Regions from separate parts of the Homo sapiens genome. Here region 1 is linked to region 2. Evidence: read pairs that join two places in POLR2A ChIA-PET (ENCODE). Cell type or tissue: PC-3. All regions are shown on one strand. Each heading gives the region's core, and the rest is flanking DNA. Links, peaks and the distances in the headings are about the cores only. Region 1 overlaps ARRDC3-AS1 (ARRDC3 antisense RNA 1). Region 2 overlaps ADGRV1 (adhesion G protein-coupled receptor V1).

Evidence for each region. Peaks named below come from ENCODE experiments on the same cell type or tissue, not always from the same donor. Only the 100,000 strongest peaks of a DNase experiment are listed, where the experiment ranks them.
Region 1: POLR2A ChIA-PET joins it to region 2 with 7 read pairs; 2 of 35 experiments call an interaction of 5 or more read pairs at or near these places.

The regions. Positions count from the first base shown.
Region 1 is chr5:91,411,840-91,422,648 of GRCh38, forward strand. It overlaps ARRDC3-AS1 (ARRDC3 antisense RNA 1), which reads left to right. Exons shown (of 3, transcript NR_027435.1): 2 at 6,870-6,932; 3 at 7,016-8,876. Among named protein-coding and RNA genes, the nearest start is that of ARRDC3, 34 kb to the left of the region's middle. In PC-3, for the core only: no CTCF peak of the experiment used is centred there; no DNase peak of the experiment used is centred there.
Region 2 is chr5:91,042,977-91,053,785 of GRCh38, forward strand. The region is part of intron 85 of ADGRV1 (adhesion G protein-coupled receptor V1); the gene reads left to right. Among named protein-coding and RNA genes, the nearest start is that of LUCAT1, 270 kb to the right of the region's middle. In PC-3, for the core only: a CTCF peak has its summit at 5,969; DNase peaks (open chromatin) are centred at 6,325 and 7,015; H3K4me3 peaks cover 917 bases; H3K27ac peaks cover 2,691 bases.

The DNA.
Region 1 (10,809 bases), core at 2,868-6,867, 370 kb after region 2:
ATCTGCAGTCAATCATCACATATAACAACTTAAGGTATCATATTATGGTGAAATATTTGTTGGATCTCATTTTAATCCTAATGTTTAATTCAGTAATTTGGTTTATAAATGTATTCGGATTCACTGAAATATATCATAATAGTAACATTTATAATTTGAAGCATGTGACATGTTTTGGCCAATAATAAACTTAGATTTTTAAAATGGTCTAAGCCACCAACAGCTTCTGGTGGCTTTAACATGAATAGTAGGACAAAACTTTCTTTTCTTTCTTTTTTTTTTTTTTTTTTTTTTTTTTTTTTTGAGACACGGTCTGACTGTCACCCAGGCTGGAGTGCAGTGGTGCGATTTTGGCTCACTGCAGCCTTGACCTCCCTGGGCTCAGGTGATCCTTCCACCTCAGCCTCCTGAGAAGCTGAGACTACAGGCACTTGCCACCACACCCAGCTAATTTTTGTATTTTTAGTGGAGATGGGGTTTCACCATGTTGCCTAGACTGGTCTCGAACTCCTGGGCTCAAAGCCATCCACCTATCTCGGCGTCCCAAAGTGCTGGCATTATAGGCATGAGCCACCACACCCAGCCCCAACACTTTCTTATTTATTAAAATTATATGTATTTGTTTTAGAATATTTGGAAATGATAGAAATAACAAAACTGGCCTCCCCATAAGAATCCTACCTTGTACACTTCTGTGAATGTTTTTTTAAAAGCATTTTTCCTTTTATTTTTTATAAATTACATAAGGGGATACTGGGAAGATGGTGACTGGAATATTTTTTGGTATACTTCCACACCCAGTTCCAGTCTAGGTGCTTTTCTTAAACCCAATTCAGAAAACAAGAGTATAGGTAAGCTGTGAAGCCCTGGGGCTGGGAGGGCAGAGGAGAACCAGAAAGCCACGGATCCAGGGGAGACTTTGGCCGTCTCAGGGAGAAAGTACAGGCTCAGCACAAGTATACTCAGTCTCCTTGGCCTCCAAAAAGTCAAGAAGGAGTTTAATGGGTTCGCTGAGTCTTCCCTGCTGTTGAGGCTGGGAGATCTTTGAGAGGCCAGATAACAGGGTGGCTTCCTTCAGTTGCTGCAAAAGGGCAATGGCTTTCTGCCTGCTCCTCCACTTGCCACCTTGACATGATCTTTGCCTTGCATCCTGCAAGACCACTGCCATACAGAGTTCTCTAGCAACCAGAAGTGAACCAACTGAGCCAAAAGGAAAAATAACATCCTATTTAAATAGGGTCAGGAGCCAGAGGAGCTGACCCAGCAGAACAATCACTGAAATAGAACTTCTGGGAGAAGAAAAAGGAAACCTTGAATTCAAAAATAATAAGAGCACCCAAAGAAATAAAAGTGTTGCACAAAAGAGGCTCTCTGGAGCTAAGAAAAAATTCCAAATAAATAATTTAGTAGAGGAACTGGGGGAGGAGATGCTATGCTCACTGTTGAAATCTGAAATAGTTGTCTAGAAATCAGGACCAAGACATTTCTTGAAGTACAGAGTAAAAATATAAAAAGATGGAAATCTGGGGGAGATACTTAGGAAATATGTCCAGGAGGCCTAACATGTGAGTAATAGTAGTTCCAGAAGAAGAAAAAAGGAAGCCAATAATAAATAGTCAAGACAGTTTCCATAAGACGAAGAAAAAGGCTGGGAGTGGTGGCTCATGCCTATAATCCCAGCACATTGGGAGGCCAAGGCAGGCATATGGCTTGAGCCCAGGAGTTCAAGACCAGCCTAGGCAACATAGTGAGAAGCTGTCTCTACAAAACATACAAAAATTAACCAGGCATCATGGTGCACACCTGTAGTCCCAACTATTCAGGAGGCTGAGGCAGGAGGATTGCTTGAGCCCTGGAAATGGAGGTTGCAGTGAGCTGAGATTTGGCCATTGCATTGCAGCCTGGACGACAGAGAGAGACCTTGTCTCAAAAAAAAAAAAAAAGAAAGAAAAAGTGCTTGCAGATGGTAATATCTCACCAAGTTCCAGACTGGAGACACGAAGAGAAACATACTTAGTATATAATGATAAAATTCCTGTTGCCAATTATTAATAGAAAATGTTGTAAGACTTCAGGCGGAAAGAACAAGTCCTAGATAGGAAAACATTTCAGATTTGGTTATCGGTTCTCTAGTACCACCCAGGCAGCCAGAAGACAATGGAGTAGCATCTATTGACAGTTACGTTACTTCTTCAGTGCCTTAGATATATTAATTATACCAATTTATTTGTTCCTCACAGTAACCCTGTGAGGTAGGTTCATTTTTATCTACACTTGACCAGTGAGGAGACTGAGGCACAGAGATGTTATGTAAATGTCCGAGGTCTCACAGCTAGAAAATGACAGAGCCAGGACTCGATGAAACTGATCTGGCTCCGGAGATCCCATACTACATCATCATTCAGCCTCTTAAATGGGGTATCACATTTGAGGAAGACACTTTGGAAAAAAGTCTAACAAACAACAGAAGAACCAGAAGACAGAAGAAATAAAGTGAGCAATGAACTCAAACTGTGGTGTGTGTTCTTTCCCCGCTTGTCCCCTTCTCTTCCTCAGCAGATTTTACCATTGTGGAAAAGTGTTCATTTCATTGACTGACACCCCAGGCGGAAAAGGAAAAGGAAAAGGAAAAAAATCTCAAATTGATTGTTTTAACCTCAAATGATCATAAGAATGTGGAACATTTCTTAGGAAATCAGAGTTTTGTATTATAATTTATACTGAAAAGTTGATGAAAATAAAGCATAGACCTATTTTATCAAGCTCATTTCTCATTCTTTTTGAAGATGTAACGTTTCTTGTAATTTATATTTAACTTACAGAAAAATTTAGATAATGAATGATAAGAGTGAGATAAAGCTTTGTTTCTTTTAAGTTCCCTGCTGGCTGGAAGAGAATAGAGAGCTTGGAAACAGATGCTCACGTATTAGAAATGTGATATATGAAAGAGATGCTATAAAAATCAAGGAAAAGAGCATTATTCTATAAATGATGCCAGGGCAATTCTTCACCCACATGGAAACAAATAAAATTAAATTCTTACCTAACATCATACTAAAAAAATATATTTTAGGTGTATAAAAGACTTCAGTGTGAAAGAACAGCTTTAAAAATTCTAGAAGAAAATTCTTTATGCCCTCAGAATAGTGATTTAGAAAAAAAAAAGACACAAGATATAAAAAACACCATAAAGCAAAAGAAAGCAATCTGCACAGTGAGTACATACATGGGTATTCTTTAATATTACTTCATGTGCATTAAGGACAAGCATTAAGAAGTAAATATATGTGCCATAGATTGAGAGAGATATTTATAGCGCTTATTATTGACTTTCAAAGAAATGATATTGCAAATATATAGAGATACCTACAAAATTAGAAATAAAAGGCCTGGTGTGGTGGCTCATGCCTGTAATCCCAGAACTTTGGGAGGCCGACTGGAGGATCGCTTGCGCCTAGGAGGTTGAGACCAGCCTGGGCAGCACAATGAGACTTCACCTCTATAAAAAATTGAAAAATTAGCTGGGCAGTGGCTTGTGCCTGTGGTCCCAGCTACTCGAAAGGCTTAGGTGGGAGGACCGCTTGAGCCCGGGAAATCAAGGCTGAAGTGAGCTATGATTATGCCACTGCGCTCCAGCCTGCACAACAGAGTGAGACCCTGTCTCCAAAAACAAACAAACAAAAAACTTAATCAACTCAATAGAGAAACAGGTAAAGAGATGAAGAGGCAAAGATGCTTAATCTCCCTGGTAATCAGGAAAAAAGAAATTAAAATCTTTATGCAACATCATTTCATACACATCAGATTGCATGAAATCAGAAAATTTCATAAAAGGATGTGTTGGTGTGGAGGAGAAGAAAGAACTTATACTGCTGGTGAGAGGCTGTACAGGGCGATGATGTGGAATTTAGAGAAAGTGTTGCATGTGCATACAAGAAGATTGGGACAAGACAGTGATGGCAGCATTGTTCATAATACAACTATGGAAAAATATCTAATTGTTAAACAGGGGAATGATTAAGTAAATTTTATGTGATGGAAAATATGAATGAACCATAGTTATATGTGTCAACCTGTGGCTAAATCTCAACGTTATGTTGAGTGAAAAAATGAACATGGGAAAGGCTATATATAAAGTTTTAAAATGTTCCAGACAGTATTGTATATTGCTTATGGATGCTTACATATGTAGCAAAGTCACAACAGCATGTGTGATAATAATGACACACATCAAATTGAGATAGTATTTATCTCTGGGATGGGAAAAAAAATCTGATTAGTGTGTATGTGGAGGTGCCCAGATTATTTTATTTTCTGTTTTATGTTTAAAACTTACGGGAGGTACTTAGATTTTTTTTCTTTTTTTCTTTCTTTCTTTTTTTTTTTTTTGAGAAGGAGTTTTGCTCTTGTCACCCAAGCTAGAATGCAATGGCGCAAACTTGGCTCACTGCAACCTCCACCTCCTGAGTTCAAGTGATTCTCCTGCCCCAGCCTCCCGAGTAGCTGGGATTACAGGCGCCTGCCACCATGCCCAGCTAATTTTTGTATTTTTAGTAGAGACAGAATTTTGCCATGTTAGCCAGGCTGGTCTCGAATTCCTGACCTCAGGTGATCTGTCTGCCTCGGCCTCTCAAAGTGCTGGGATTACAGGCGTGAGCCACTGCTCCTGGCCTGGATATTTCTATTATTCCCTGAATGTTTTGGTGAGCTTGAAATATTTTACATTTAAAACAGAGGGGAAATTTACTATTGTTATTGTTTAAAAACATATGGCAGTAGGCATTTTCCAAAATGATGCATAACAATATAATGAATTTGATTGGATGTTGGATTTTTAGTCATCTTAAAAAAATGATGCCATCTGTTGATTTATTTGCGGTGGAGAAGAATGCCCTATATAAAGAAGTATGTTTTAAAAGTTAATTAATGCAGACAAGGTTTTTTTCCCCAGAAAAATAAAGTATTATTTTACTACAAAGAAAAGTACTGTGATTTACTTAGGTTAAAACTACTTGCAGATAAAATATGCTCTTAGTTTAATAAATTCTTCTTCTTCTTTTTTTTTTTTGAGACAGAGTCTCACACTGTGGCCCAGGCTGGAGTGCAGTGGCATGATCTCGGCTCACTGCAACCCCGCCTCCTGGGTTCAAGCAATTCTCATGCCTCAGCCTCCCGAATAGCTGGGATTACAGGTTCCTGCCACCACCCCGACTAATTTTCATATTTTTAGTAGAGACGGGGGTTTCACTATGTTGGCCAGGCTGGTCCCGAACTCCTGACCTCAGGTGATTCACCCACCTCGGCCTCCCAAAGTGCTGGGATTACAGGCGTGAGCCACTGCGCCTGGCCAGTTTCAATAATTCTTGATAAATACTTGTAGTCTAAGCTAAGTAATGCTTTCCTTCTTCAGAGTTGCAAAGGTACAAATAACCATCTCATACTTTAGTACATGGCTGTTCCTCAGTATTGTTTTCATGTAGCTGCGTGGTTGAATGGGTCATGATAAAAGTAAAAACAAAAGTGAGATCAGAGTTACATAAACAAGATCAGTTTGCTGCCTTCCCCAGGGGTCAAGTCTACCAGATGAAGGTTTAAGTAATAGCCCCTAACCCGCGGAAGATGTTGAAATACTGTTCTTTCTCATTACTGGATTATATCTTTGTTTATGTAGCATTTTTTCAAGATCTATGGACCATTTTGATGTGTTAGACATTTAAGAACTCTGTTTGTTATACAAACCATTAAAACCAAACCAAACCAAAACAAACTAAACCTTTCCTCCAGTGGGAAAATAGGCTTATTTTTAAGGTTTCCTTTTGGTTTTCCTTCTAAAATACTCCTCTCCTTTTTCTCTGTCTGCATCCTAATCTAGGTCCCCATAAGTTTCAGGGTTACATCAGGGTCATTTTGGAAGTTCTCACTTCTTCTAGATTCCTTCTTCCAGCTCCATCCCCCAATTCTAGGCAGCTCTCTACTTAAAGATGTACAGTAGTTGTTCATTGCCAACTGGATGAAATTATTAATCTCAATTTGGACTTTCCATTTCAGGTCAGCTATTCACAGAAACTGGCTTGTGACAAAGTTTTTACTGGTCCACAGTAACATGATAAAGTTAGGGTTGTATAAAGCTAAAATTATTCAAAATTAAAATTCCAATATTATTTTAGCTTTTTGTGATAAAATATTCTTCATAAAATTGAGTTGATAGTTGATGGAAGAATTTTAAAAAAATTTTCCTTGGGAAAAGTGAGTTGGCAACTTTGAGGATTGATTTCTTTCCACTATCCCACCCGTCCCACTTCTCTCCAACACACACACACACACACACACACACTCTCTCTCTCTCTCTCTCTCTCTCTCTCTCTGTCTCTGAAAATGTTTGCTGATCTGGGAAACTTAGTAGAGATTTTGTAAAATTCTTCCTTAACATCCTCATTTATTCCTGTCTGTCTGTCTGTTTTTTCTAATGTCCTCCAGCTACTTCAATACAAATGCTGCACTTCTGGTGACACCCAGATAAAATCTCCTTGCTTTCAGTTACTCTTTAACTAACACCTTGTGCTTCCTCACTCATCTGCTTTAGCACTTATGAGAATATTTGTCAAAATTTCTGGCATTGGTTGTCCCAAGAATTTTTATTTTTCAAATATGTCTTTTCTCTCCAGTTTTAATATCTGTAAAAAGAAGAACTTTTTACATTTTCTTTAATCTTTTACCCTACATAGATTGAAAATACAAAGAAGATTTGGTAAGGACATAGAAACTCTTATAAAATTTTTTTTATCATAGTAGCCCCAAAACATTGTTATATATGGGTATAATGATTTAATATTTATGAATTATAGCAACTCTTCATCATCTATTTCCAGGTTTCTACTTTCCAGGTCCACTGGTGTTTGGTGTACCCATGTGACTAATTTGTCCAAAGAGAGGTGAGTGAAAGTGATGTGTCACTTCCAGATGGAAGCTTTTTGGGCAAGTATGTATTTTCTAGCTCTTTTCTTCTGTGTTATAGAAACTAGGAATATTCCAGTTGGTGACTGACCCCTTAGTTGGGTTCCTAGAGTGAGTTTGATGTGGAGGAGCCCAAAATGACCTGCAGTGAAGTTGGAGTGTGAGCAAGAAATAAACTTTTGTTTTTTAATTTTCTGAGGTTTTGGAAGTTGTAGATTATAACTGCATAACCTATCAATATTGATATGTTTCAATTCTTAATGAAAATTTCTAATATTCTTTTTGATTATTTCTAACTTATTAACTTAAAATGTCAAATATCTATAATTTCAGTATATTCTGTATCCTACATTTAAAAATAAAAAATAGAATGTTGAAAATGAAATCATTTCAATGAGATGACAACTCAAAATCTTATAGTATCATCCAGAAACATGTAGAACAGATTTAAAAATACACAGTACTGAGATTGGCAGGTTGAGAAGAAGACACATATGAAGGGTAACTTCTTTGGAAAGAAGCAGCTATGCACAGTACTTAAGAATGAAATTTCCATGTCCCGTTAATACATCTGAAACAGTTTTACTTTCTATCCCAAACTTTAATGATCCTAGAAAGCTGGTTTGAATCAGTTTTTACAGGGTTGTTTTGGATTTAAAATAACTAAAACTTGAGAGCTGGGAGAAATTTTATTTAACACTTTTTTATCATTCATGGTTTAATGTTTAATGAATAAATTCTTCACTAAGCTTATGTGGTGAGGGTCTGGTGGTGAAAAGTACTTTTTCAACTAGATATATTAGAATGACAACAGCAAAGCAAGAATGTGGTAGGGTCACATAAAGGAGTCGTGATCTGTGGGAAATTATTTTTTATGATTCTCCAAGATGGCTGTACATATAAGCATAAAAGTCAATAAACAAGTGCCTAACCTTTAGCTCTAAATTAACTTTTGAGCGCTTTGAATGCCTGGCACAAAAATATTTAGGGGTTTGGCGCCATCTGGTGGCCAAATATCAACTTTTCAGCTTCTCTTTTATGACTAAGAAGTGAATTACTCTGCACTTTCCAATAAACACTATTAATAAATAAAATTATTTAAAATGTTGATTTCCAGAACTTGAGAAGACAAATCAAAGACAGATTTCTGTTATGTTACCTATTGTTATATGACAGAATTTCAGTCTTGAGTAGGTTCTTTTATACTTGCATTTGATTTATTTATGAAAGCATTATAGACATAAATCTGCTATCTTTTTCTTAATACAAGAGAAGACTCTTTCCCCAAAAGAAATTAGACGTGCTCAATAAAATCTAAATTTATTTTTTCACAATTCTGTAAAAGATTGAGCTAGGGGTGCGTGTGTGTGTGTGAATATCAGAATTTATTTTAAAAATGCAAGAGGGAGAGGGGAAGGAGCTGGTAGTGACATTGTTAATTGTCTGCTTTGCAATAGCAAAGACTTGGAACCAACCCAAATGTCCATCAATGATAGACTGGATTAAGAAAATATGGCACATATACACCATGGAATACTATACAGCCATAAAAAAGGATGAGTTCATGTCTTTTGTAGGGACATGGATGAAGCCGGAAACCATCATTCTGAGAAAACTATCGCAAGGACAGAAAACCAAACACTACATGCTCTCACTCATAGGTGGGAATTGAACAATGAGAACACTTGGACACAGGGTGGGGAACATCACACACCGGGGCCTGTCGTGGGGTGGGGGAAGGTGGGAGGGATAGCATTAGGAGATACACCTAATGTAAATGATGAGTTAATGGGTGCAGCACACCAACATGTGCTGTTGTACACGTGTACACATGTATACATATGTAACAAACCTGCACGTTGTACACATGTACCCTAGAACTTAAAGTATAATAATAATAAAAAAAAATTGTCTGCTTTGTACCCAGGGCTGTTCTAGATGCTTTCAGTGGATGGCCTCAATGAATTTCCGCAACCATCTTTCCAATGGGAAGTGTTGTCCCAGCTTTACTGCTGGACAAGTGTCTAAGAGGTTAAGGACATAAATGCTCAAGTTTTGTGAGAAAGCCGTTTATTTTAACAGAATGATTGCAATTGCTCATATTAAGCTATGACAGAAAAACTGGATTAACACTTTTTTTAGTCTTTTTCTTTTCAGCTTTTCAAGATAAAAGTTTCCTGTGTCTCCTGATTAAAGTGCTTCTGTGATTGTTGCTCTGCATTAAGTTGTATACTTCCTCGTTCTTTCCTTAGAGCTTCTTTTCACAATCCAGGAAGCAACTCGGTGGGGCACAGCATGGGGTAAACAAAATGCCAAGGGAGGGAAGAGTTCATATTGGTGGAATTTTTTAGTTACCTCTCTAGAAACTAGTGGAAACTTCTTTGCTTCTCTTCTTTTTACTGACAATTTAAAAAAATAAATTATTTTATTTTAGATTCTGGGGTACATGTGTCTGTTATATGCGCATGTTTTGTAGTGGTGGGGATTGGGCTTCTAGCGTACCCATTATCCAAATAGTGAGCATTGTACCTGATAGGTAACTTTTTCAATCCTTGCTCCCGTCCTACCCTCCTTCCTTTTGGAGTCCCCAGTGTCTATTCTTTCCATCTTTATGTCCATGTGTACCCATTGTTTAGCTCTCACTTATAAGTCAGAACATGTGGTATTTGGTTTTCTGTTTTCTGAGATCATTCTCTTAGGATAATGGCCTCCAGATCCATCCATGTTGCTGCAAAGGACAAGATTTCATTCTTTATGGCTGCTTTTAAGTCATTTTTTTTTCTTTTGTAGTGACTCACTTTTATCATTGTTAATTAGATTAAGTGGGTCTTTGGTTTAATTCTATTTTTAGGGTAATGTAAACCACAAGATTGCTTGTGTTCTGTGCTACTACACTTTTGTTCACTGCTGTATCTTCAGTGTCCAAGAGAAGCATTATACATATAGGTAGCAGGCACTCAATGGGTTTTAACAGAAAGACACATACACATACACACACACACACACACACACACACACACACACACACACACACACAGAAAGATAAAGAGAGAGCACGCACAAGTCAGTAACGGAAGGAAGCAAAGGAAAGGAGGGAGAAAGGCAGAAGGGGAGAGGAGCTGCTTGGTAAAGGTGCAGTAGGAAGTTTCACCTACAGCACTGGGTATTGTGGAAGTCAAGTGGAGGAAAGTTAACATCTACTGGAGGCTGTTGTGTGCCATTCACTGTTAAGCACTTTATAACTGTAATTTCATTAATCCTAAAACCAACCAAGCGAGCTGGTTATTATTGTTTCCCTTTTCACAGATGAGAAAATTGAGCTCACTGTTGTTAAGTGATTTACAGAAGGTCATACAGCTTACAAGTGGCACAGTCAAGATTTAAATTTTGTCTCTCTTTCTTATGACTTACATTTTAAATGAGTTGTTCATTTATTCATTCAGCAAATATTCATTGAACAATGTAGCACTCTTCCCTGATAATCTCAGAACCTGCAATCCTGTAGGCTAAAGATTCCCCTAAAGTATTCCTATAGGCTAAGTAATCTCCCAAAGTATTTCTTCAGTCAAAACCTCTCCTCTGAACTCCAGATGCATATACCTACATGCCTTTTTGACATTCCCACTAGGGCTTTTGTACATACCTCAAGCTAATATATACCAGTAAAATTTTAGATTATAGACCCAAACTTGTCTTTTCCTCAGTCTCCATTTTCTCTGCAAATTACATGTAACCATCAATCCTTTATAATCAGAAAATTGGGAGTCAGCCTCAACTCTAATTTTTTTAACTCTCTAATTTTATCTTCATGTTCTTAAAGCTTTACATGACCTGCACCTGCTTCTGTCTCTGACC
Region 2 (10,809 bases), core at 4,541-8,540:
CAGTAGTAACCCCAAGCATTTTTATTAATGTTTGCTCAGCAACAGTCTGAGCTTTGTATGGTTGCTTTATCCCCAGTTCACTGTGTATCAGCAATTTCCTGTTCACCATCTGGGAAAGTCAGATGTAACTCTTATGAGAAGAGGCACCAACGTTTCCTCTGTACTTCATTATTTCAGATGTAATCAAAGGAGTAAATCTACAGTGTGTTCTTGGCTGTAATACAGTGGAGTTGTCCATTGTCTGGATACAAATCCATTTGTGTTCATCTTCTAAAGGAAACTCTTTTCCAGATACAGTTCTGTTAAATACTATATCAATACTTAATGCTTAAGGTTTGTCAGGTTCAAGCTGATAAACCCTACTTTTAAAAAACCTAATATTCTTATATCTTGATGGTGATACTCTTCGGGGCTCTAGAGGTTCTTGCTACCACTTTTGTAAGGAGACATTGCTCAGTGCCCAGCCCCAGCAGCCTTTTTGTTCAGAGAAGCAGTGTGCACAGTGGTTAGAGCACAGACTCGGGAGCCAGACCAATGCTTGGGTTCAAACTCTGGTTCTGCCTCCTCCTAGGATTTAACCTTGAGAAGTTAAATAAGCTCTCTGTGCCTCAGTTCCTCCATTTATAAAATGGGGATTATAATTCTAGTAATTACCTCTTAGGATTATTGTGAGGATTAAATAAGTTATTCTAAGTGATTACTGAAAAGAGTGCTTAGCACTTAGTGGGCAATACTTAAAGGTTAGATATTTGTATAGCTGCTCTTATCTCAAGGATTTGCATTTGCTGTCTCTTCTATCTAGGATGTTCTTTCAGACTCCACATGGTATGCCCTCTCCAAATGTCACTCCTCAAATAGGCCTTTCCTGGTCATCTTTTTCACTGTTCCTATTTGCTGCTTTATTTTTTTTAAAACCTTGACCACCATCCAATATTATATTTTATATTTATTTTATATTTTGAACTCCCTGTTTCTTCAAAAAGAAAGCAATCTGAGTGAGGTCTTTTGTATAAGACTGTATACTTGGAGTCTAGAACAGTGTCTGGAATGTGTATAGGAGATACTCAACAAATATTTGGAGAATGAATGAAGAAATTATTATAGAAAGATATTTATATTAGAATGCATTTCTGTAGATGCATGAATCTCTCTATCAGAACTCTCCAGAGCACAAAATAATCACAATTACTACAAGATAAATTAGATCTTGGTTTAGGCTGTGCTTGCACTGAATTGAACACTAAGCTCATATGAAACACTTAAGATTGTCTGCAGTGATTCACAACATAAGCCTGATATTTTAGTTTGACTTCTCAAAGTCAGTTATATTTTCAGTATAAATGAAGTAAAACATACACTTGAAACTGAAAAAAATAGTACAAGTTTAAAGATTTAAGACAGTTCTCTACACACAAAAATGATAATACTTTCTATCACTGGTCAAGAAAAAGTCACTTTTTTAAGTAGTAATCACTTGTGTGCATTTTTTTCAGTATTGCTATTAAAAGAACTTTCTCATTTTCAATTTTGAATCATTCAACAATGAAATGTTAGAGCTGTTGCCTTGCTTTACCACATACCACAGGGTAAAATAGCCAAAGGTTGTTTAAGTGGGTTAAGTAAAAATGGAGAATGTCAGTAAAATGGAAGACCTCCTAACCCACAGCAGAATTGCACTTGCTTTGATACTGTTATTTCAATAATGTCAAACAAAAATGAATTGACTTTGCCTTTTGAAATTTTATTTAGGTACACGCTGTCAGTACTTTAAAGATAAAAGAATAAATGTTTCTTCTTTCTTGAACCCTTGTTATGTACCAGTATGCTTAGCATTGAGCTGGATACAAAAATGCATAAAGTTCTGTTCTTGAAAAGTTTATAGTCTGTTTAGAGCAACAAGACAAAAAACCTGTAAGAAATCAGTACATATCAGTAAATCATTAGTTTCTAAAGAAATTCAGATGTAGGAAGATTATTGTGGGTGGTTGAGAACACAAGAAGAGAGTGATGCTTTGCCAAGCATTAAAGGATGAAAAGCATTTTATTAGGTAATTTGGAAGGAGAAGAGAACATTCCATGCATGAAACACAGCCTGAGCAAAGATAAAAATGAGCAAATTATACCAGACATTCAAAAAGAAGAATTGGCACCATTACTGTTGACACTATTCCACAAGATAGAGAAAGAGGGAATCCTCCCTAAATCATTCTATGAAGCCAGTGTCACCCTGATACCAAGACCAGGAAAGGACATAACCAAAAAAGAAGACTACGGACCAATATCCCTGATGAACATACATGCAAAAATCCTCAACAAAATACTGGCTAACGGAATCCAACAACATATCAAAAATATAATCCACCATGATCAAGTAGGTTTCATACCAGGCATGCAGGGATGGTTTAACATATGCAAGTCAATAAATGTGGTATGCCACATAAGCAGAATTAAAAACAAAAATCACATGATCCCCTCAACAGATGCAGAAAAAGCATTTGACAAAATCCAGCATTCCTTTATGATTAAAACTCTCAGCAAAATTGGCATACAAGGGACATACCTCAAGGTAATAAAAGCCATCTATGACAAACCCACAGCCAACATAACACTGAATGGGGAAAAGTTGAGAACTGCAATAAGACAAGGACGCCCACTCTCACTACTTTTCTTCAACTTAGTACTGGAAGTCCTAGCCAGAGCAATCAGACAAGAGAAAGAAATAAGGGCATCCAAATCAGTAAAGAGGAGGTCAAACTGTTGCTGTTTACTGATTATATGATTGTTTACCTAGAAAACCCTAAAGACTCCTCCAGAAAGTTTCTAGAACCGATAAAAGAATTCAGCAAAGTTTCTGGATACAAAATTAATGTACACAAATCAGTAGCTCTTCTATACACCAACAGCGACCAAGCTGAGAATCAAGTCAAGAACTCAACACCTCTTATAATAGCTGCAAAAAAATAAAATACTTAGGAATACACTAAGGAGGTGAAAGACCTCTAGAAGGAAAACTACAAAACACTGCTGAAAGAAATCATAGACAACACAAACAAATGGAAACGCATCCCATGCTCATGGATGGGTAGAATAAATGTTGTGAAAATGACCATATTGCCAAAAGCAATCTATAAATTCACCACAATTCCCAACAAAATATCATCATCATTCTTCACAGAACTAGAAAAAACAATCCTAAAATTCATATGGAATCAAAAAAGAGCCTGCAGAGCCAAAGCAAGACTAAGCAAAAAGAACAAATCTGGAGGCATCACATTACCTGATTTCAAGCTATGATATAAGGCCATTGTCACCAAAACAGCATGATACTGGTATAAAAATAGGCACATAGACCAATGGAACAGAATAGAGAACCTAGAAATAAAGTCAAATACAGCCAACTGATCTGTGACAAAGCAAGCAAAAACATAAAGTGAGGAAAGATACCCTATTCAACAAATGGTGCTGGGATAATTGGCAAGTCACATGTAGGAGGATGAAACAGGATCCTCATCTCTCACCTTATATAGAAATAAACTCAAGATGGGTTAAGGACTTAAATGTAAGACTTGAAACTATAAAAATTCTAGAAGATAACTAACGTTGGAAAACCCCTTCTACGCATTGGCTCAGGCAAGGATTTCATGACCAAGAACCAAAAGCAAATGCAGTAAGAACAAAGACGAACAGCTGGGACTTAATTAAACTAAAGAGCTTTTGCATGGCAGAAGGAACAATCAGTGGAGTAAACAGACATCCCACAGAGTGGGAGAAAATCTTCACCATCTATACATCTCACCAAGGACTAATATCCAAAATCTACAACAAACTCAAACAAATTAGCAAGAAAAGACAAACAATCCCATCCAAAAGTGGGCTAAGGACATGAATAGACAATTCTCAAAAGAAGATATACAAGTGGCCAACAAACATATGAAAAAATGCTCAGCATCACTAATGATCCGGGAAATGCAAACCAAAACCACAATGCAATACCACCTTACTCCTAGAAGAATGGCCATGATCAAAAAGTCAAAAAATAATAGATACCGGCGTGGATGCAGTGAACAGGAACACTTCTAAACTACTGGTGGGAATGTAAACTAGTACAACCACTATGAAAAACAATGTGGTGACTATTGTAGAATAAAATAGTACTGATCTGGGAGTTCAAAGATCTGAATTTGCGCTCTAGTTGCCACGCCTAGTAACTGTGAACAAATTTCTTAGTCAAACAGTTCCCTTATTGTTATAAAAAAGATAATATCCTTTATTTTTCCATAATTTTTCTCTTTACATGTATGTATTAGAGTTCTCTAGAGGGAGGGACAGAACTGTGAGGATAGATGTGTGTATAAAGAGAAGTTTGTTAAGGAGTATTAACTCACATGTTCACAAGATGAGGTCCCACAATAGGCTGTATGCAAGCTGAGGAGCAACGAAGCCAGTCCAAGTCCCAAAGCTGAAGAACTTGGAGTCTGATGTTTGAAGATAGGAAGCATCCAGCATGGGAGAAAGATGTAGGCTCGGAGGCTAAGCCAGTCTCATCTTTCCATGTTCTTCTGCCTGCTTTTATTCTGGCTATGCTGGCAGCTGATTAGATTGTGCCCACCCAGATGAAGGTTAGGGTCTGCCTTTCCCAGTCCACTGACTCAAATGTTGATCTCCTTTGGCAACACCCTCACAGACACACCCAATAACAATACTTTGATCCTTCAAACAAGTTGACACTCAGTATTAACCATCACAGTGTGACTAATGTGTTAGGATTCATGAGGTCTAATCATAAAGTGATACTATTTTGTCACTGGTTGTTTCTTTATAATTTATTCAATGAAAGAAGTCTTCTGCCACTGAATAAAACCTTAGAAAACTTCTTGAAACCTCTAATAATTCTTTGGAAATAGAAAGCCTTGTGATTACTGTAAATCACAAAGATAGTCTTGACGCAATTATTTAAAAATCTAGTCCCATGGGATTGTCAAAGTAGCTAACTTTATTTAGTTAAAACTACTATCCTTCCAACAGCAAGGACTTACTAAGGCATAAAGTTTATGAATAGGGAAGAGCGTGTGGTTAGCCTCTTTTTCCCTGCCTCTTTACACTTCTGCTAATTAATCTTTATTTCTGTCTCTTCTGGGTTGGAACATGGGGAGGAAGAATATGGAAGAGAGGCAGGAAAATACTGGCACATTTATTTGATTGGTACTGTCATAAGTTGGCTGCCATCCTCTGGACAGTTGCTTATGATTTGCACAATCTCTAGCAACTCAGTACCTTCTGCCTGTCTCTGCTGAGGCCTAATGGCCCTTCCAGAAGGTTCTATCAGACAAGAACTAGGATCATATTATTCTAGCTTTCTCTTGTGCAATGTACCAGATAAATCTGTGCAACACTTTGGCCCAATAAACTTTTGAAGTGCAAGTTTACCCAACCTAACCACCTCTTTTTCTAGCCTGCTGCTAGAGTAGCAAGCCAGCCTCTCTCTCACACTGGAGATTTTCCAAAGAGGGTCAAAACCAGAACTCTTCATCCCTTCCCCTCAGCTCCAGGGGACACACAGTTACTTCTACATAGCACAATTGTAGGTATCTTGTTCTCTCTTTTTCCTATACAAGTGCATGCCAAAAAAATAAATAAATAAAACTAATCCTTTCCTTTTCTAAACTTTCTTTCTCTCTTTCTGACTTTCTTTCTCTCTTTCCTTTGACATGTAAAGATATCTAGCCTGTTCTCAGCCACGTAGTTTCACAAGTTGCTCTGATGCTTTCTGTCTTCCAGCTTACTTCGATACCTGATGCCTTAGGTTCTTGATCAAAACTTCCAGTTTAACAGCAAGATCTATCAATTTTTGTAAAGTGACTTAAATAAATGAAAGTCGCAAAAAAGATACAGCTTTTTTTGCATCTTCAGTAGTTAGGCAACACTAACAGAAGTTTATTTGACTCTAGTTACTTTGCCTACAATTCCATTAAGTCACCTGTAGATGGGTGATGGTGACCGGATTATAACCAATTTATCTAAAAACCCAGGCCTATTGGTGTGACTTTCATATTGCAGCCTATATTTATCATGCATTCTGCTTTTCCTTAAAAAAAAAAAATAAACCAAGACCACTGAACTGAACCAATTGATAATTATCCATGTTAACAAAATATATCTTAAAAAGTGATATGGTTTAAAGATTTAAGAATAATTTCTAGGTAAACTAGTAAACCTTTCTCCTTTACCCTAGAGTTTATGTGACACAGCACTGGTTTATTCTCATAAAGCTTGTGTTTGTTTATGGATTTGTCACTGGTTTATCCCCATAAATTCACATGTTTGTTTATGGATTTGTCAGGCCAAGTCTCTGTTTAAATGCATTGTCTGATGATCCAGGATGTCTACTTCATTCTTTTGAAATAGTTAAGTCTAGGCTCAGTGGACCTTACAGTTAGGATAACAGCAGATTATTTCAGCATTTTAAAAAAAGTCTTAAAACTTTCCATATGGTGATCTACTTGGAACAAGTTAGCCCATTTGGAATAAATGATTAAATACTTAACTAAATACACGAATTTTACACTAAATGGCCATACCTGGACACTTGTTGCCCTTTATATTAATTCAAAATCAAGACAAATATTATCACTCAATGTAATTCTGGATAGCTTGTGTTTAGGCAAACACTGGGATTTAAGGGATGACTATAACCAAATGAAATGAATTTTCATAAGAAAAATGGCAATCTCAGACAAATATAAAGCTCACATAACCAGTGTATCTTGATTATTTTTGAAGGGGGAGTGCTTTAGATGAAAGAAACAAACTGGTTGTAAGCAAGAATGACAATACAGTGCTACGGGTTCCACAGGGCCAACTTTAGGGCTTGAGCATCCTTAGATTTTGGTATCTGCAGGAGGCCCTGGAATCAATGCACCACAAATACTGAGGGACAACTGTATGTGAGGTTTGGAAACACCTCATAAAAATTTACAGACTTATCAGTTATCTAATGCAACTGTTCCTCTGACATGAGTCATGTGCGGGCCTGCCAGGGAGAATTCCAGATGTCCTCCTCCAGATCCTGCTGGTAAGGAATTAGAAAAATAATTAACTATACCAATCTGGGTACTTGTGCTGACACTAAGGGTCTACATTTTTTGGAAATAAAGCATTAGGACTCTTTTCCAGTTGGATAAGGTATTCCTTGGGTGGTATCTTGACATTTGAGGACTAGCATTAATTTGCTTGAAACAACAGCATGTTAATAAGAACACTGCAATATTAATTCAGTATATCTTTTCCCGTTGTTCTGAAAGAGACATCAGCGGTCTAGCTCCCTGATTTGGTAGTAGGAAATCTCAAATCTCAGTTTGGCTTCTAAATAGTGTACTTTGTGCCTCTGACCCTTTCATATAAAATTAACAATTCTCAGCACTTCACAATGTCCTTATCCTATTTTATTTTTCCATCATGGCATTGTTGATATCATTATCAATATCAGGTATAGTATGTATTTATTTGTATGCATTTTCATATTTTCTGTATTTCAGGTATCTGTGTTGGATTCTGGCTTGGGTTTAAAAGACAGTTTTTTGTTTTTTAAAAAAGTCTTTCTAATAACTTAGCTCTGAACAAGGTTAGACTAAAAAGAATTTGGGAGGCTGAGGTAGGAGGATTGCTTGAACCCAGGAGTTCAAGACCACCCTTGGCAACATAGAGAGACCCTGGCTCTACAAAATAAATTAAAAATTAGCCAGGCATGGTGGTGTGTGCCTGTGGTTCCAGGTACTCAGGAGCTGAGGTGGGAGGATTGCTTGAGCCCAGAAGGTTGAGGCTGCAGTGAGATGCAGTTGTACTGCTGCATTCCAGCCTGGGTGATGGAGTGAGACCCTGTCTTGAAAAATAAAATTAAATATTTCAAAAGGATCCAGACAAAGTGATATCCACTAGAATGTAAGCTCCAGGAGGGCAAGGACTTTTTGCAGCTGCGGTTGTTCACTTCTCTAACCCTGGAGCCTCGAACATTTTCTGACCTATAGCCAATGCTCAATAGTCAGGAAGGAATGGAGATTAAAATTAATGCTTGTCTTATGGATTTCTTGTGAAGATTAAACTAAAGATTGCATATAAACTTAGCACAACATGAGATACAGAATCCAAAAACCCTAAAAGGCTCCTTATGGCACCCAGACTTTTAAATGTATGAATTTCATCCCATAAACTGAAGATACTGATTATATGCATGTTTTAAATATATTCAACTTCTAAATATTATACAGGAAGTCCCTGATTCACAATAATTCAACTAAACAGTTTTCCAACTTTAGAATGATACAAAAGCAATATATATTCAGTAGAAACTGTACTTTGAGTACCCATACAATCATTCTTTCACTTTCAGTATAGTATTTAATAAATTACATGAGATATAAAACACTTTATTATTAAATACGCTTGTGTTAGATTACTTTGTTCAACTGTAGGCTAACGTAAGTTTTCTGAGCATATTTAAGGTAGGCTAGGCTAAGCTATAATGTTCAGTAGGTTAGGGGTATTAAATGCATTTTGACTTAGGATTTTTTTTTTTTTTTTTTTTTTTTTTTGAGGAAGAGTCTCACTCTGTCGCCCAGGCTGGAGTGCAGTGGCGCGATCTCGGCTCACTGCAAGCACCACCTGCCGGGTTCATGCCATTCTCCTGCCTCAGCCTCCCGAGTAGCTGGAACCACAGGTGCCCGCCACCATGCCCAGCTAATTTTTTTGTATTTTTAGTAGAGATGGGGTTTCACGACGTTAGCCAGGATGGTCTTGATCTACTTAGGATATTTTTGACTTAAAATGGGGTTACATCCCAATGAGCATCTATATTTGGCATCCTTGTTTATGTAAGTGGACTTTTTTACAATGATGAGAACCTCACTCTGATGTCATTAACAATTCACCTTATGTTTGCTATATAAAAACTTCTTTCATATAAAAGGTGGAAGAATATCCTGTTTACGATATTCATTTTAGCTAACCATAGACTGAAGACCACTTGTGACTTTATTTGATCTGTATTTTGGCACTATTTATTTAATAATTATTACAGCCAAAACTAGAGAACAAACTTATTGGTTTTTCTTTTTTAAAATTAATCTCCTTTTCTTTTTCTTTTCAATAGTTAATCTAGAGGCAGTGCTCCACTTTGAACTTTAAGCAAATATAAGCCTTAACATTAGGGTCTCTGCAGTGAGTTTTTATAAGGATTGAAGAAAGGGAGCTACAAGAAATAAGACATCAAATCTTAGGTTGTGTGATAGCCTGATACCTTCCATGTTTTCTTGAACATTTCTTCTAAAAAAAAAAAAAAGTGTATTTTAGAATCTAACTTTCCAAAATTGCTTTGTAGTAGCATTTACTGAATGGATTGTAGTGTTTTGTTAATAGCACTGTTTTGTTGATAGCACTGAAAAAAATGAAAACCTCTGCATATTTCTTTTTTTTTTTTTTTGACAGAATTTTGCTCTGTCGCCCAGGCTGGAGTGCAGTGGCACAGTGATCTCAGCTCACTGCAGCCTCCACCTCCCGGGCTCAAATGATTATCGTGCCTCAGCCTCCCGAGTAGCTGGTATTACAGGCCCCCACCACCACGCCTGGCTAATTTTTGGATTTTTAGTAGAGACAGGTCTCACCACCTTGGTCAGGCTGGTCTCGAATTCCTGACCTCAGGTGATCCACCCGCCTTGGCCTCCCAAAGTGCTGGGATTACAAGTGTGAGCCACCACGCCCAGCCTAGACCTAGCATTTTAAGTATCCTGAGGCTTGTTAAAGATGTCTATGTCACAGTCCAGTTGTAGTTTAAGAGAAACTTTTCTGTATCAATAAAGGGCAAATTTAGATTAAAAAAGTCAGGGAATAAACAGTATCAAAGGCCTCTCCTCCCCCCAGAAACATGCTTCTATAGTATTCTTCAGTTTGCTGATCTACTCAATATTAATGCTTTCTTCAGCTGTTAAGTTTTGATTCATTGCAGGCTAATAAAGGAAAGTGGAATTTTTCAGGGCGTGGTGAATTATTTTACCTCTACTACACTTCCTAAGGCCCCTCCACTCAGCTTTGATCTTATGGTTCATTCCTTGTCATTTTCATTGGGTTGAAGGGACCTCCAAAGGGAACATTGGTTTAATCACTGCTTCCTTCCTAATGTAGCTCTGATTGCTAAACTGTCTGGGGTTCTTTTGAAATCCTTATATTACAGCTCTCTTGGGCTTTCCTCTGCAATCACCCTTCACACAGTCTTTATTGGAGGGGTTACAAAATGATATATGTCACTCAGTCTCTCTAGGCCCTTTTTCTAAAATTAGTAAAATGCACAGTCCTTGTATCTTTGGACCCTCAAGCCTTTATTTTAATTCTATGTGTTTATTAATTGTGGTCCCTACCCCTCAGAATCAGAGCACATATACAAATCCTTGACCTTGAAAGTTTTATGGCCCCAGAGAAACAAAGATTAATCATAATTGTTATCTTCCTGAAAATCTCAAGCCCTGCTTCCCTTTTTAAGTGCACAGATGATTCCTGAACCAACAGGAAACAAAGTTGAGAAATTTTTGAGCGTTTCTTTTCTTTGCCATTGTCCAGAAAGAGAATATAGTTCTCCCAAGACTGTCCAATTCATTTTCATATTGTTAAAGTAACAAATGTCCTTCTTGATTCTAATCTCATCTCGTTCTTGGCAAATAAGATTTCACTGTCTTAACTTCCCTGCACATAATAATTCACTCCTTTCCTTGCGCTCCAGCCAAACTCCAGGTGGTTTTGCTATCACATTTAAAACACTGTCTA